Linked DNA regions of Homo sapiens: region 1 is linked to region 2. Evidence: chromatin loops called from intact Hi-C (ENCODE). Cell type or tissue: endothelial cell of umbilical vein. All regions are shown on one strand. Each heading gives the region's core, and the rest is flanking DNA. Links, peaks and the distances in the headings are about the cores only. Region 1 has its middle 41 kb from the start of GLI2. Region 2 holds the start of LOC124907880 (a long non-coding RNA gene).

Region 1 (8,328 bases), core at 166-8,165, 170 kb before region 2:
TGGAGCTAGAGAGCCGCTGTACCGAAATGCCAGATTCCACCACCTGCCAGCCCAAGTGCCCAACCAACATCGGATCAGCGTGTCAGAATCCCTCCCCCCGGCCCTGCCCCACACACCTCTCCTCCCTCCACCCTCACCCCAGAGCACAGGAGTGACAAGGTGGCGGACAAAGGCAAGGGGATCCTGGAGGAAGGAGAGAAGCAGCTCCACTCCCACCCACCTCCAGGAGGCCAGTGTGTCAGGCTGGGGATGGAGAAGCATGCCTATTAATGAAAGTTTTACTCATTACACTGAACGGAACACATTTATGCAGAACTGGGTCTGTCTTGTATGACTTAAGGGAACCAGAGTACTTTTTATTACCTAAGGGTGATAAGAAAAGTCATGGGGAAATGCCCTGAAATTCACAAAGGGCTAGGCAAAGAATTGGCCCCCAGCGTGGATTTGGAGTCAAGGGGAGACAAAAATTGCATAGCATTATCATTACACTGCTATGATTACATATATTCCATGATGGTTACACTGGAAACATGCCACCCCTGCCTGCATGAGGCTCCTTGTCCTAGCAACCATTCCAGTTTATTCCAGGTTTGCAACCCAGGAGCACTTGACTTCTGCCTTGAGTGCCTCCCTCAACTTGCAGACAGCCCACTGGGCCTTCCTCGGCCTGCACCCTTAAGCATGTCAGGAGAGACAGGCAGCTGCTGGGGCATTGCCATTGGAAGCAGCTGCCAGGAAGGGCACCTGTGCGTTTGTGCTTGAAACCTGATCTGTAACAAAAATGGATTCTGTGCACATCTAGTGTGCTCACCCAGCCCGGAGCACAGCAGCCATCTTGGTAGGGACCACAGCAGCCATGTTGGTAGGGACCACAATGTGTTTACTCCGCCAGCCTTCCAAATCAGACACTCATGTTGCCAATGGTAGTAGGAGGGTGCAACCTCTGTGGAAGGCAGCTTGAGGAATTAAATAATGCCTTTGAATCAGCATTTCAACTTGTAGGAATGTATCCCAAGACAAACTCTTATTAATGCACAAAAACCCATGTACAAGACTATTCATCAGAATACAGTTTGTAATAGCAAAACACTCTGGGAGCAGCCTCAATAGCCATCAATAGGGTGCTGGTTGGATAAAATGAGATAACATTTGGTAAATCCACACAATGGAACGCTGCAGTCATAAAGAAGCTTTAGACGCCTCTCTGTGCAAAGCCACAAAACAACCTCCAAGGTGCACTGCTCATTGTAAACGTGCTCCTCTCTGCTGGCCCTTCTGCTGCGCTGGGCCCACCAGCTGAGACAGATCAAAGCGGAGCCCCAATCTGTGGGGGCTTGGGACCTCTTCCCCTCCATGGAGAATTCTTGGCTCCCACCCTGCTTTTGGGAGTCCTAGGAAGCTGGTGGTGATGCTCGGGTTTGTGGGGTTTTTTTGTTGTTTGTTTGTTTGTCGTTGTTGTTGTTTTTTGAGACAGAGTCTCGCTCTGTCGCCCAGGCTGGAGTGCAGTGGTGCAATCTCAGCTCACTGTAACCTCCACCTCCCAGGTTCCAGCAATTCTCCTGCCTCAGCCTCCCAAGTAGCAGGGATTACAGGCGCATGTGCCACCATGCTCGGCTAAGTTTTGTATTTTTGGTAGAGACGGGGTTTCACCACATTGGCCAGGCTGGTCTCAAACTCCTGACCTCAGGTGATCCACTCACCTCAACCTCCCAAAGTGCTGGGATTACAAGTATGAGCCACCGCACCTGGCCTCAGGTTTGTTTTGATGCCTTTTTATGGGGTTCCCAACTGCAGGGATCCCATAGTGGGGCACCCCCTCACCCCTCCTTCTTCTCTGACTGGCCCTCAACTTCCTCCCCACCCCACTCCCAGCTCTAGCACTGACCGGGAAGGGGTGATTGTGTGCAGCCCACCCATCTTAGAGGCTGACTGAGCAGTACAGGCCCACATTTCCCTCCACACCAAGGTCTCAACCTCACAGCGCCCCAAAGCCTTTCTTCCAGCCCTGCTCAGAAGTTAATCACTTAGGCATCTCGCCACAGGCTCTGTGGAGTCATCGAGTTTGAAGTCAGGAAAAATCCCAAAGGTGGCACCTATCAGCTCTCCCAGCAACTCCAGACCTTCTCAGACCCTGGTTTCGGACACTCAGCCAACACCTCTGACTGTGCCTCTGCCCTGGGTCCCACACCCTCTTCCTGGCACCGGCATCCACTCCTGAGTTAATATGCCCATTGCCCAGCTCTGTCTACTAGTGAGGAGCACAGTTAGGTCCCAGTCTTGGATTTTTAAATACCCTTCTCCACTCAAAGAACCAGGCCTCCCTGGAGAAATAGGTGGTTCCAGGTCTGGGCTGGAAGAGACAAGGCAAATCTTGGATGTCTGGTGCCAGAAACAAGGGTGTTATTGAAGACTAATCAGGGCCAGGATAAACAGACATAGGAAGTTGTCTGATGGGTTTCCACTGACTAATGCTGGGGCCATGAGGACATCAGAAACAATACTGATGGAGATGACACATCGATCTGCCTAACATCACCCTAACCAGGGGATGTCACCAGCATCACTGTTAGTCCAACAACCTGGCCTCATGTGCCTCTGAAGCCATGCACCAAGAAGGACCCCACGTTCCCCACATAGGATTTGTGCAGAAAACCTGATTCTAGTCACGAAGGAAAAAGACCCAACAGAGTCAAAGTGAGAGAATGTCTGCGAAACAATTGATCTGCATGCTCTGAAAATGTCAATGACATGAAGATTTCTTTTTTTAAAAAAAGGCTAGAGAATCCTTTTAATTTTTTTTCTTTCCTTTTTTTTTTTTTTTTTTTTTGAGACTGTCTCTCTCCATCACCCAGGTTGGAGTGCAGTGGCACAATCTGGGCTCACTGCAACCACCGCCTCCTAGGTTCAGGTGATTCTCCTGTGTCAGCCTCCCGAGTAGCTGGGACTACAGGTGTGCACCACCATGCCGGCTAATTTTTGTATTTTTAGTAGAGACTGGGTTTCACCATTTTGGTCAGGCTGGTCTCGAACTCCTGGCCTCAGGTGATCCACCCACTTTAGCCTCCCAAAATGCTGAGATTACAGGCATGAGCCACCACGCCCAGCTAAATCCTTCTAAATTAAAAGGGACTAAAGACAAAAAACCATAACCAGCAAATGTAATATGTGATCTTGATCGGATCCCAGCTCAAAAAAAAAAAAAAATCAGCCATCAAAGACATTTAGGCGACAACTCTGAAAATTTGAAAATGGATTCAATATTAGGTATTACTGAACTGTTGGTGACTTTCTTAAGTACAGTAATGGTCTCATGGTTACAGAGGAGAATATCCCTATTCTTAAGAGATGTCTGTTAAAGAGGGTGAAATGTCACCGAGTCAGCAACTTTCAAACTGACCCACACACATAAAAACATGTGTGCATGCGTGTGTGTGTGTATCTACATATATCTGTGTTACATCTATGGAAAAGGTGGAAAGGAACCAAGCATGACAAAATATTAAGAATTGTAGAATCTAAGTGACATAGACCTGTTGTTTCAACTTTTCTGGATGTCTGAAACCGTTCAACATGAGTTTTGGGAAAAGCCCATCCTTCCTGTTTTCTAAGCAGCAGCTCCCAGAAGAGGCAGGAGCATTTGATAATGTCCTCGGTAATGATTTCATTATTGATTTCATTAATAAGACATCCTGGTGGGAAGGTGTTCTCCAGGCTGCCTGGAAAGGGCTTTTGACGCTGACTGGGCTCAGATGGGCAGAGAAGCCATGATCAGCCCCTCTTCCTTGGGCTGTACCAGGGTGTCAGGTTTGAGGATGTTCCTCCAGCATCCCCCCACGCCCACACTCCCACCTGCTCCAGTGGCAGGGGCTCGGGGGGAAGGCCTTCCAGCCAGTACTCTGATTCAGGGCACTGACATCGCACATGGAAGGAGGTGGGGACAGCCTGGAGAGCACATACAAGGCGCCCCTGTCTCCTGCTCCCAACCATGGCTGGTTGCGCTGATGTCCTCACACTGTTCTTCTCACCACCTACTGCCCAAAAGGAATGATCCTACGAGGTAAATCACAGAGACTTGTTGGCTCAGGTCCAAAAGCTGCCAGGTGGCCACCCCAGAACGCCCCAGGCTTATTAGATAGCAGCATTCCAAGCAGGACCCCAAAATGCTCCAGACAGTGCTCCACTGCTGGCGCCTCTTGGAGGGTCATCTGTTTCTCAGAGGAGAGAGTGTCCCATATCACTCCACAATGTGTCCAAGTCCCCTGACTTCTGTTCTAAGGCATAAAGAGCCTAGGACCCATTGGACAGGTTGGGGAGTTGGCAGAACTTCTGTGATCTCGTGGAGAAGCCTCCAAACCTGGCCTCCAAGGAAGGCGGTTGCCTCTCCTAAGGGAGTAAAAAAGTGAGAAGGCCCCCCATGGAAACCCGTCAGCCCCCAGAAGACCTGGGTTTCTTTTCTTTCCTTTTCTTCTTCTTCTTCTTTTTCTTTCTTTTTTTCTTTTTCTTTTTTTTTTTTTTTTTTTGAGACGGAGTCTTGCTCTGTCGCCCAGGCTGGAGTGCAGTGGCGCGATCTCGGCTCACTGCAAGCTCCGTCTCCAGACCCGGGTTTCTTACTCCTTCAGTCCACGTGGCCCCTATCCTTCCCTTCTCTTTCTCCCATCCTCCTGATCTCTGGGCATAGAAAGCCCTCTCGGGAAGAACACCGCAAATCTTCCGGTCCTGCAGCCTCACAGCTGCGTCTACTCCGCTGGGGGGCTCGGGGAAAGAGGAGAGTCCCGGAGGACAATGGAAATAACGAAGTGGGTGGATGGCTAGAGGGTGGAACAGAGTGACAATTCTGGCTCCAGTCCTCAAATTGCTCTGAGCAGGGCATTCAAATTGGATCCCAACTCCAAAAGTGCATTTTAGCAATCCGCCACCAGGTGGAAGAGTCGAATTAAGAATAGAGTCGCTCCACTGCCGTCCTCCGACAGCAATAGTCGGGACCGCAAAAACCGCGGGACGGAGATCTGACCGTAGAGGGAGCAATGCGCTCTCAGCTCAGCGTCATATTTCCTGGAGTATTTTGGCCTTTGCATCCTGCAGCCCTCTTTCTGTACCAAGGGGAATAACCCAGCATTTATTGAGCATCTACAGCATTTCAGACACAGTGCTGGGCCCCGGACAACTATGAGCAAATTCCATTTGCAGCAGCCCCGCAAAACGGCATTTGGAAGCCTATTTTGTGGCAGAGGAAGCCAGGCAGAGTAACGCCCCGCTGCTCAGTGGCAGAGGGGGAATCAGAAGCCAGCCGTCTGCATTCGAAGTCCAAGCTCTGCCCAGCACACTTTGTGCTGCGTCCTAAAAGCACGAAATGGCAGGGACTGCTCGGCTTTCCCCTTCCGTGGTGGCATCAGAAACGCGGCTGCGGCCCAGCGGCAGAAAGCAGCTAGGAGTGCAGAGGGATAAGCTGAAGCCTCTAAGGGAAAACACCCCAAAACGACAGCTAAATGGCACACTGCAAACAACAAGGCTCACGTTGCATGTCATTTCAGCACTTCATTTTATCTCCCCGTGGTCTCACCACCCCCTTGCTTCCTCCCATTTTGTGGAAGAGCAAATTGAGCTCCAGACTGGTTGAGTTTCTTGGGTAAATGCCTGAAATCTCACACTCAGACTCAAGCCTTCAACCCTAGCATCTGATTCGTAGCCTCAGGACTCTTGTTCTACACACTATATTGCTTCCCTTGGCTGCTTACGTCAATGTGGCCATCACTGAGTCCCACTAGAACCTGGTTCCGGGTTAGTGAATTCAGACAGGATGGGTGGCCAGGCAAGGCAAGAGAGATGGGACAGGGGCTGGGGAAGGGAGGGAGGGGCTTCCCAGAAGAACTGGAGAATTTTGAGGGATCTTCAGTTCCAAGCAGCCCCCACTAGGAGAGACTGGTGATTGGCAGGCCTGGATTTTAATTCTGGCAACACCACTTACTAGCTTCTCTTCTCTTTAGTTTTCTTTTTTCTAAGACTTGGGGTGATCATCATGGTAGGTATCTCAAGAGATTTTCTCAGGATCAAATGTAAATAAAATGCATTTAATCACTCACACCAATTAAGATGGCTAACATCAAAAAAGTAGAAAATAACACGAGTTGGCAAGGATGGAAAGAAATTGGAACTGTTGTGCACTGTAGGTGGGAATGTAAAATGGTGCAGTTGCTATGGAAACCATATGGCTATTCCTCAAAATATTAAACATAGAATTACCGTCAGGCATGGTGGCTCACATCTGTAATCTCAACATTTTGGGAGGCCGAGGTGGGTGGATCACTTGAGCCCAGAAATTCGAGACCAGCCTGAGAAATACGGTGAAACCCTGTCTCTACTAAAAGTACAGAAAATTAGTCAAGCATTATGATGCATGCCTGTAGTCCCAGCTACCCAAGAGGCTGAGGTGGGAGGATCACCTGAGCCCAGAAGGCAGAGGCTACAGTGAGCTGTGATGATGCCACTGCACTCCAGCCTGGGCAACAGAGAAGAATCCCGTCTCAAAAAATAAATAAATAAATAAATAAAAATAGAATTACCATAGGATCCAGCAATTGCGCTTCTGAGAATATACCCAAAAGAATTGAAAGCAGAGATAGAAGAGATGTTTGTACACTGAAGTTCATAGCAGCATTATTCACAATAACCAAAAGGTACAGCAACCAAAGTGCCCATCAACGGATGAGTGGATAAATACAATGTGACCTCTCCATACAATGGAATATAATTCAGCCTTGGAAAGAAGGAAATTCTGACACATGCTAGAACATAGACCTTTGAGGCCATTATGCTGAGTGAGATAAGGCAGTCCAAAAGGACATATACTGCTGCATTCCACTTATGTGAGGATCCTAAAGTAGTTAACATCATAGAGACAGAAAGTAGAATGGCAGTTGCTGGGGGCTGGGGAGATGGGGAACTAGGAGTTGCTGTTTAGTGGGTGCAGAGCTTCAGTTTTACAGGATGCAAGAGTTCTGCAGATGGATGGTGGCGACGGTGGCATAACAATGGGAATGTACTTGATGCCATTGAACTGTACAGTTTAAAATAATTAAAATGGGCCGGGCACAGTGGCTCATGCCTGTAAACCTAGCACTTTGGGGAGGCCGAGGTGGGTGGATTACTTGAGGTCAGGCGTTCAAAACCTGCCTGGCCAACATGGTGAGACTCCATCTCTACTAAAAATACAAAAAAATTAGCCGGGTGTGGTGGCGGGCACCTGTGATCCCCACTACTCAGGAGGCTGAGGCAGGAGAATTGCTTGAACCTTGGAGGCAGAGGTTGCAGTGAGCCAAAATCGCACCACTGCACTCCAGCCTGGGCGACAGAGCCAGACTCCATCTCAAAAAAAAAAAAATAAAATGGTAAATTTTATGTTACATATGTTTTAACACAATTTTTAAAAATAAAATAATTTTTCACATTAGGAGTAAACAATAAAAGACTGAAGACGATGTCTTTAGTTAAAAAAAATTTAATGGGGGTGACTTGATTTAGAGCCGTTTGTTCTTCCTTTGTATGATTACAAATTCTTTGAGTGATCTCTACCCCTTGGAGCTTGAATCTGGATAGACTTGTGTGACTAATTTGTCACCCAAATGGTGTGGCAGATATGACACAGAGTGACTTCCAAGCCTGGGTCCATTTGAAAAGTCCATTAGGCTTCTGCTTGTTTGTGGGGTCACTAGCTTTTGTGTCCCTGAGCTGTCAAGGATGAAGTCTAAACACCCCTCAAGGTGGCCGTGCTGGGAAGATGCCCAAGTGTCACAGGTGGCCCATGGGAAGATGCTTGGTTCAGCAGCTCCAGCTCAAGTCCTGGCATGGAGTCTTCCCAGCTGAGGTCCGGACAGCATGGAGCAGAGAGGAGCCATCCTCTGCTGGGCCCTGACCAACAGGTCTGAAGCCCTGACCAATAGAATCTGTGAGCATGTTAAGAGGGTTGCTCCAAGCTGTGAAGTTTCTGGGTAACGCATTATGCAGCATAGTAACTGGAACATGTAGGTGGAAATGGGTGTCCCTTTGAAATATCTCAACAGATAGCACGTTTTCTTTCCCCATTCATGTCTTCTGGACTTACCCCCTCTCTTCTCACTTTCTACAGAGATAGATAAGAAGTAAATTTAAAATCTTTTTTAAGAGTGACCCAGATTGGATTATCAAGAAACATTCTAGAATTCTCTGCTCTGGAAACGTCCTTTGAGTCAGTGCTTGGAAATGAAGTTGGCCTTACTCAACTTAAAAGATGCTTTCTGGGGAAAGTTGTGAGTAGATTCAGGGTTCTATAATTAGAATCTTCTTCTCTCATTG
Region 2 (8,328 bases), core at 164-8,163:
ATCGCTTCACTGGTGCCTGTGCAGGGCAGGCACTCCGAGGTTCTGGGTGAGCGAGTGTGGGGTTAGCAATACAGCCAAAGTGGAAGGCTGGCCCCGGCTCAGAGCGGGGCTCCTCCCGCCTAAGAGGACAGCCTGCTCAGACCTCCAGCTAATAGGGCTGGTGGCAAATTGTACTTTGTGTTCATTGGTAGCATGAGATTGTAGCTCGTATCTCTTTCCCTCCCTGGCTCCCCAGTCGGAGGGAGCTTCCAGAGGCAGTGGAGCAGCTGGGGATCAGCTCTGCCCCTTGCCAGCTGCAAAAACTCAAGTCTTGGGTTTTCATCCATGTTAACAACATCTGCTTCATAGGCCTGCAAGGTGACCAGAGCGCCTGGAAGGGGCTATTGCTGTGGTTGAGCCATTGGAGGACTTGGCTTAGACAACTCACAACTTGGACTTAGTCAAGACCAATGAGAGGACAACATGCCTACTGATGGATTAACAGGAGTTTCTGGGAGACCCTGGAAGCATGAAGCCCACAAGTTCCCTAAAGAGGAGCAATTGCAGGCATTTCTCCGGCAGCCGACCACTGCCCCTCAGGACCCTTGCATGCCTTGGCTCCGGCCAGTGCCCGTGTTGCCCCTGGTCAAGGGCTGCCTGACCCAGTCAGTGCTTGCCTCTTCCTGACCGCGGTCTCCACCCCACACCTGTGATTGCACAACCCCAGGGCTGTAGAATCCACCACGGGCCGTCTCTCCTGCTATGATGAGAGCCTGCCTTGCTTCAAGCACTAGGACTCCACGTGAAGAACACACAGTTCTTTATTCTGTTTTAATCAGATGCTTAATGATTTTCAGTCTACTTAATTACTAGTATTGTATTTTTTAAATAGAGGTTTTAACTGCATCTATGTAGTATCTTAGCCACAATGTGGATTATCTGGGCATTTGTGGGCTAACATGGAAAGCTACTCATATTATGTTACATTATTTTTTATGGGAAAATGCATTTAAGTTCCAAATCATTGATTTATAATATGTCGACCTTTGAGAACACAGCTCATTTGTAAGTGGGAATAGCCTGTATTCAGAACAACATAAAGGGTCTGATATGTCCTGGGAACAGCACAGATAAGCTGAGTCACAGGAGGGCGAGGCCGAGGCAGCCCTTCCAGGAAGCCTTTTGCTTGGAGGAGGAGTTGATGGGGCTGAGGCGTCAATGTGAACAGGAGAGAGGGTGGCGTCTGCTGTGTCTGCTGTGTCTGCGGGCATATTAGGGTCAATGGAAAGGCCAGTTTGGCAGCAAAATGACTTGTGTGTGGAGGGCGGCTGGAGAAGTAGACAAATTCCCAAGGGCAGTCACTGGACTTAGAGGTTACCTACTGGGCTTTGGTGGAGCCAGGGAAAGTTCTGGGTGTGGAGAGTCCTGGTGGCAGCCTGCAGGAGGAGGCTCTGTGAGGGCCCGTGTGGGGACACTGGTAGGATGCCATGGTCTTCCTGCAGGGCTGGCACACACAGACGGGAGGGCTGCTTCCAGGAAAGGTAGTTCTGGGAGACACTGTCCCCTGGGACAAGAGCACACAGGCTGGTCTTGACTGTAGTTTTGTTGCCTGGCTGTGTCCGTTTCCCACCTGCTGTTTTTTACATGGGTTGCTCAGGGCCAAGGCAGCTCCAGCTGATCCCATCTCCAACCTCTGCCCCTGCAAGTCCTGCTCTGTGCAGAGCCCATGTGTCTCGATGGCTGAAGGTAGGGGTCGAATGGGGATTGGAGTGGGCTTGCCAGAGGCACTCCCACCCTCTCTTTTTTTTTTGAGACGGAGTCTCGCTCTGTCTGTCGCCCAGGCTGGAGTGCAGTGGCACGATCTCGGCTCACTGCAAGCTCCGCCTCCCAGGTTCACACCATTCTCCTGCCTCAGCCTCCCAAGTAGCTGAAACTACAGGTGCCCACCACCACACCCAGCTAATTTTTTTGTATTTTTAGCCAGGATGGTCTCGATCTCTTGACCTCGTAATCCACCCACGTTGGCCTCCCAAAGTGCTGGGATTACGGGCGTGAGTCACCGCGCCCGGCCCCATCCTCTCTTACCTGAGCAGGGCTTTGGCTCTCTGTGGGTCACTTGTATGTCATGGAAGGGCATTTCTTCAAACCCCTCCTCCTCTAAGCCTGGCTGAAGAGAACCAGCTCAGAATCATCACTGCCTATGGAAGGCCTGGCCCAGGCTGCAGACACCTTGGGAAGGGGTCTCTCTGGAGATGGCCGTGGGGTCCAGAGAGCAGCCCTTTCTGTGGGGCATTCACTGTTGGGGTCCAACCAGTTCTCTTCCAACTCGGTAGTGCCTCATTCTGAGCCTGAACATTGCCCCAGGGAAGCTGAGGGGAAGGGCTGGTGATGGTGCCCTGGGATTCTGCCTGAGGCCTCATCACTTCCATCTATGGGTAGTATCCGGGGCTGGGGAGCCCGAGCCAGGAGGGCTGACTAAACGTGGCTCGAGTGTCTGAGCGCTTGCCTGTGTCAGTGGAGCCCTTCGCGGTTCCAGAGCAGCCACTGCATGGAGGGGAGCCTCATCGATGAGCTCACTGCATGCAAACAGTAGCTGGGCCAGGTCCTGCTGTCTGCATAGATGCCCTGCCCCCCATGTAACACAGTTGCCACCCGACTACTGTCAGAAGGATCAGGATTCTGAACTTAAGGAGTTCTGTCCTCGCCACTAGGAGGGACGGGGTCCTTCTGGCAAGGGTCCCATCAGGAAAGAGTTGGAGGCTCCATTCCACCAGCCTCCAGCATGGTCTAGTTCTCCCCCGAGGCTGAGGAAAAGTTTGGTTCCCTTCCCTTGTTTTCTTTCTGTGGCCTTTGCGGTGCCCTTGGAGGCAGTACCACCCAAGAAGGGGTTCTGCTTTTCAGTTTTGCTGACCCGGGAGCGTTGGGGTTGAGCTTTTTGTGTAAGTGACCGGGACAAACCTCTGATCCCTTTGCAACCCCATGGCCCTATAGAAGTGTCGCTGAAGCAGCGTCTGGTTTGACCATCTTCTCCCCATCCCTGCCATCCCAGGAAGCCACCTGACTCATCTCAAGGGCTGCTGTATGCCGTGGGGAGGGTATATGCGGTGCTCAGATAGTGCCAGCCAACGCCTGCTCATGCAGCCCCTCTGCATTCAAGGCTTTGCCATGCGTCCCACTCCGGGTACCCCAGGCAGGCCAGGCTCTCTCTCTGGACCTGGCACCCCCCCTGTTCAAGAGAGGGAAGAGCAGGCCATTTCCAGCCCAACACCCTGTGCCTGGGGCCAGCACTGCCCAGACTCAGAGTGGGGATGCAGTTGGTGTTTATGGGACTCACTCTTGCTCCCCATGCTGAAAGATGTCCACAGTTCCTTCAAGATTCGAGGAAGGCCCATGCAGGCCTGAGCTGATTTCTTGGCTTAAGATGGGGTCCCATAGCCCCCCGCCTCCTGCATAAGAAACATGTCTTACTCTAGAGGCCTCAGCCTGTGCTTCTGCAGGAATGTAGCAGAGGGTGTTGGGGATAGGGTAGGGCTGGAGCTTGGCCACAGTCAGAGGGTCTCGGGTAGGGACGTGGAGTCTGAGCCTGTGACGAGGAGAGCTACGGGACAGGTCAGGGCAAGGGCAGCGGGTGGCCGACTCTGGAGTGCCCCCCTCCTGGTCAGGGCCCTTCCTCCCATCCTGTCCTGGGATTAATGTCAAATGTCTTGTGCTTAATGGTTTAATGTCAAATGTCTTGTACTTAATGGTAATCCCATTGCTTAAGGTAAGATCTCCCTTTTGGGGACAGAAGAGCTGTTTTTCATATTCTTGATGCCTTGAGATCAGATGCAAAAGAAGGTATAGAATGCCATTGGGGTGACAAAGAGTGATGACGACAATAGCAATGACCCCTCCCCACCCCATTATGTCTCCTGCCATCCCCCACCCCCATTAGCAGAAAATGCAGCATCCTTGCACATGGCACCTGGCAGACAGGGCGGGTGGTGAGTGGCTGAGTGGAATCAGCAGTCCGGGCAGCCCTCACCAGCGGGTCCGTGAGCTTTGGAGGTGCTGAGGTTCCAGTCTTCTGTTTGATTGGAACTCCGTGTCCCAAAGTACTTTTCACGTGCCCACTCCCTGCGGAAGGGAAAAGAGGGTGGGTGTGATTTTCCACAGCTTGATTCGAAAGACTGAAACTCGATGAGTGACATTTCAGGCTGGCTGGGGATGTGGGTTCAGATCCCCCCATGACCCCTGTGTGTGAGGAGCCACCTTCACCTGCACTGCCCGCAGGGACTCCACTTCCAGGCTCTGCAGCTCTCAGTGCCCTCAGGGAACTGCAGGGAGCCGGCTCAGAAGGTGCACAGTGGCCTGGGGGCCAGTCATGTCTTTCACAGCCTTGTGCGCCTTGGACAAGTCTCCCTCCCTTCCCGGGCCTCAATTTCCCCTTCTTACCCAGTGGGCTGCCTAGTCCACATGGCCCCTAAGATCCCACCCAGCTTCCTCTTCCTCTTGGGGCCACAGAGTCAGGAGTTGGAGGCAGCATGACCCCCAAGTTCCAGACCCTGGAGGGCAGCCGCTGCCCCTGGAAGGCATGCCGACGTCAGCTTCTCCCGGGAGGCGGAATTCATGCGGGCCCTAGTCTGAGAAAGGCACCCGCAGGGTGGACAGCATGCTGCCCGCCAGCAGTGTGGCTGGATCCCCGAGTCCAGCCAGCCTTTCCGTTAGCCAGCCAGCCAGCGAGCGCTCCTAAACCCTGGCCGCCGCCGGTTATAAATGATTCATGCAGCCCCGCCTCCCTCGGCGGCCACTTGATGTTCCCTGCGCTCCAGCCCGGCGGTCCACCGCCTCTCCTGCCGCTGGGCAGTGCCGCCGCTGGGCAGTGCCCTCCCCGCACCGCCGCCCCTCTGGGTGCTGCGTCCCTCCGCCCTCCCCGCACGCTGGGTAAGTTGAAGGAGGACGGCAGCTTTTCCGGAGACGCTCCCTGGAAAGGAGTGCTGATGAGGCCGCTCTTGTGTGTGAAGGCCTGGCCTGCAGCGCCCTTCTCCCACGTCCCTTCCCCTTGTCTGCTGCGCTCCAAGTTTGAAGCCAGCAAGCATAAGTAGGCGCCAAGGCAGGGAGGCTGTGCTGGGCCTCAGGCGGGGGGAGCTGGAGGGAAGGAGGGAGGGAGGATGGGGGAGGAAAGGAAGGAACTGGGTGGACACAGCTGGAGGGGAGGAGAGAGAGGGAATGTGGGGAGGCATGGAGGCACTGCCGAGAAAATGGAGCAAGAAAGTGAGGCGGCTCCTGCGTGGACCCAGGCGAGCGTGCCAGGGACTGGGGGCTCTGGAAGATTCACACTGTCAGCCGTAGGCGTTCTTTCCTGCCCCCCCAGCCTCCCGCAACGGATGTACTCCGAGCCCTTCGAACTCTCGGGGTACCAGTGAGAACTCTGAACTGAGAGTTTCTTCTGAGATCCGGCAAAGCCGAGCTTCTGAGAGCTCAGTCTTCGCCACTTCAATTCCCCGCGGTTTGAGCTGCAAGGAGGACTCCAGACAAGAAGCTTTATTGTCTGCGAGTCCCAGCTCACGGTTACTTAGAAAAACATGTGTGTGTTAAAACAGCTTCCCGGGGGACCATGCTGTTTTCGCGTGAGGAATGAATTTGGGGAAAGTTAAGTATAGGAGAGAAGGAAACAAAATCATATCGAACAGGAATGTTCTGGAGGCTTGGCAAAATCTAGAAGACACTTTATTTCATCGTCTTTTTTCTTTGCAACATCTATCGAATCTTTCTTCTTTTGACTTTCTAAAGGGCTTTACCCAGCCCTGCCTTCTGGGCCCCAGAGGTCCTAAAAGTGGGAGGACTTTTTCCAGTGGGAGGTGATGCTGCCCCTAAGGCCTTGCAGGGAAGGAACAGGCAGGGGCAGCTGGCCCCCTCCCTCCTGGGGACACTTGCATTTTCCCTTTGCCATTCAGAAACAAAGTTAGGTAAGGAGGTGAGACCTTCCTGGGAGCTGCCTTTTGGGAAATGGTGATTGTGACCTCAAATCATGTCAGAGTGTGACTTGCTAGAAGAGAAATGGTCGAGGGAAGAGGGGGCGGGTGACTGGAACCCTCAGGTAACAGGTAGGGATGCAGCAGCAGTGTCCTGGAAAGACCCTTCTGTGCATTTTGTGGGGAGACTTTCCAGGCCAAGGCAAGGAGAACGTGTGGCATCTTCTGAGAGGGAAAGAGGAGCTCAAGGAAGAGGGGAAAGGTCATTGCCCTTGGACCTTGCAGGAAGCAAGGTGCAGGGGCGGGCACATCGTATTGGAGGTCATGAGATTTGGGATCCTCTCAGTGCACTGGGAAGGACATGACCAGGTGGTTGTGTGGGGACATGGCTCTAGCTGCTTTCTGGAGACAGGACTGGGCCAAGAGTTCTCTATTCTGTTCCATTGGTCTATGTGCCTGTTTTTGTACCAATGCTTTTTTGGCAGGGAGGTCACAGAGGAGACCATTTCTGGGCCTGGAATTCCTGAGAGTGGCCTGGCCCCAGTGGGGACAGGGAGGGGAGAGAAGCAACCTGGGGCACACTTCCCTAGCCAGTCCTATGTTTGTGAGACCTGGGAGGGCTGTGGTCAGGGGGCTGGGCCCTGGGGGCAACAGTGCCTTTGCATTTGAACACAAAGTGCCACTTGGTATAATGGGCACAGCTCAGTCTTGGCTGTTCTTGAGTTTTAAACAAATCATGATCCCCACCTTCCAAACAATTTAGTTTTTTTCCCCTAGCTAGCCCCATCACAAACTTTTGAAGCATGAAATGAATTTTGCTGGCCCTCACCAATAGGATCCTTTCCCTAGATAATGGATTTTATGAAATGGCCATAATCCTCCTAGGTAATGAGCAAAAGCTACACTCTCCACTTGGGTCCAGCATTCCTCTTCCTGATTTATGATAGATTGGTTAAAATAGTAAACTGATAGCAGTTGCAAAATAGTCATCAATCACCAGGCAGTGTCGCTTAAACTACAGAAAGGTTTCCAGAAGTGAGATGCTGGAAGCCAGAGAGAGAACAATTTGGCAATACCAAAGGCATAAAGCACCAATGAAATCAAATCTCTGTATTTGTATTCTGAAGACAGAGGAGTAGAGTGGCTCAGGGTACTAAGGAAGGAAGGAAATGCAAGCAAACCCGTTCCCCAAGGTCAAAGGACACCCCCTCCTGAGCTCCAGGCTGCAGGGGGCCCTGCAGGGGGACCTTCAGTCCAGGGAGTTCTTCAGGGGGACTGTCCAGAGGGCTCTGCAGGGTGCTGCAGAGCTCTCACCAGTAGGTTTAGTGTTCTGTTTCTCTTTCTAGACAGTTTTGGAAAGTTTTCCAATTTCTAACATGTATAAATATGTTGGGCTAATATACAGTAATGGCTTTTAAAGCAAAGTTTTTCAAAAGTATAAGAGGATTGAAGTGCAAAGCTATCAAGGCCATGCCCAGGTCTCACCCGTGCTCCCTCACCCCCTTGCCCCTTCGTCCAGACACCTGGCCTGCCACACCCAGCCCAGGACAGAACTTTTCTTTCCTCCTGTACGCTGAGCTGTCAGACCATGAGTGTTCATCATGGGCTGAGGTGATAGTTGATGCTGGAGAAACTAATGTTTTAGGGACCAAAACAAGGTCTGCAGCAGTGTTTCCATGGAACTGCCTTAGTCTGGATGAGTAACCTCATGGCTGTAGATTACTTGCATCATCAGTTCAGGAGAAAACATTCTCCTCCATTGGATGAATAGATGAATGAGTGGTGAGAAGCTGTAGAGATCTTGTGTGGTGTCAACGCCCTCATTTCACAGGGGAGGAAACTGAGTCCCGAGAGAGGGCAGCGACTTGGTTCAGGTCTCAGGGAATTGGTGAAAGAGATTGGAGTATGGCCTCAGCGGAGGTGTGACTGCCAGTGACACCTGCCGGAATGTGAACTTCACGGATAGCGCTGGCTCACACCTGTGTTGCTTAGTGTAGGCTGCTGAGCTGACCACTTGCCCTTGATTATTTCAAGTGACCGCGCCATGTGCCACCTTCAGACCTGCTCCCAGATCGATCCCAGAGCCTAGGGTGGGACTGTGGTTGCTGTCATCATAGGTGTGTGATTTTCCACAGGTCATATAACCCTCTTGAGCCTCATCTTCCTCTTCTGTGATATGAGAGACTCTTCCTGCAGAACCTGGCGTGTAATACATGCAACCTGCATGCCCACCTTCAGTCCAGCAAGCAGCCATCAGGCACCAATTCTAGACCGAGTCCTGGGCCGCCACAGAAACTCAAAGTTAGATAGGAGCTGGGTGGGAAGGCAAGGAACACTCAGGATTTTGAACACAGCTGTCAACCCCTATTCCTTAATTGAGAAAGGCAAATCCTGG

What was found. Peaks named below come from ENCODE experiments on the same cell type or tissue, not always from the same donor. Only the 100,000 strongest peaks of a DNase experiment are listed, where the experiment ranks them.
Region 1: it touches region 2 in a loop (3-fold over the local background); 4 of 110 quality-filtered maps call a loop at or near these places.

The regions. Positions count from the first base shown.
Region 1 is chr2:120,690,856-120,699,183 of GRCh38, forward strand. No RefSeq gene overlaps it. Among named protein-coding and RNA genes, the nearest start is that of GLI2, 41 kb to the right of the region's middle. In endothelial cell of umbilical vein, for the core only: a CTCF peak has its summit at 4,921 (motif pointing right); a DNase peak (open chromatin) is centred at 4,956; H3K27me3 peaks cover 2,103 bases.
Region 2 is chr2:120,862,697-120,871,024 of GRCh38, forward strand. The region is part of intron 2 of GLI2 (GLI family zinc finger 2); the gene reads left to right. It overlaps LOC124907880 (a long non-coding RNA gene), which reads right to left and starts at 4,706. Exons shown (of 2, transcript XR_007087220.1): 1 at 4,414-4,706; 2 at 3,684-4,095. In endothelial cell of umbilical vein, for the core only: no CTCF peak of the experiment used is centred there; a DNase peak (open chromatin) is centred at 4,755; H3K27me3 peaks cover 996 bases.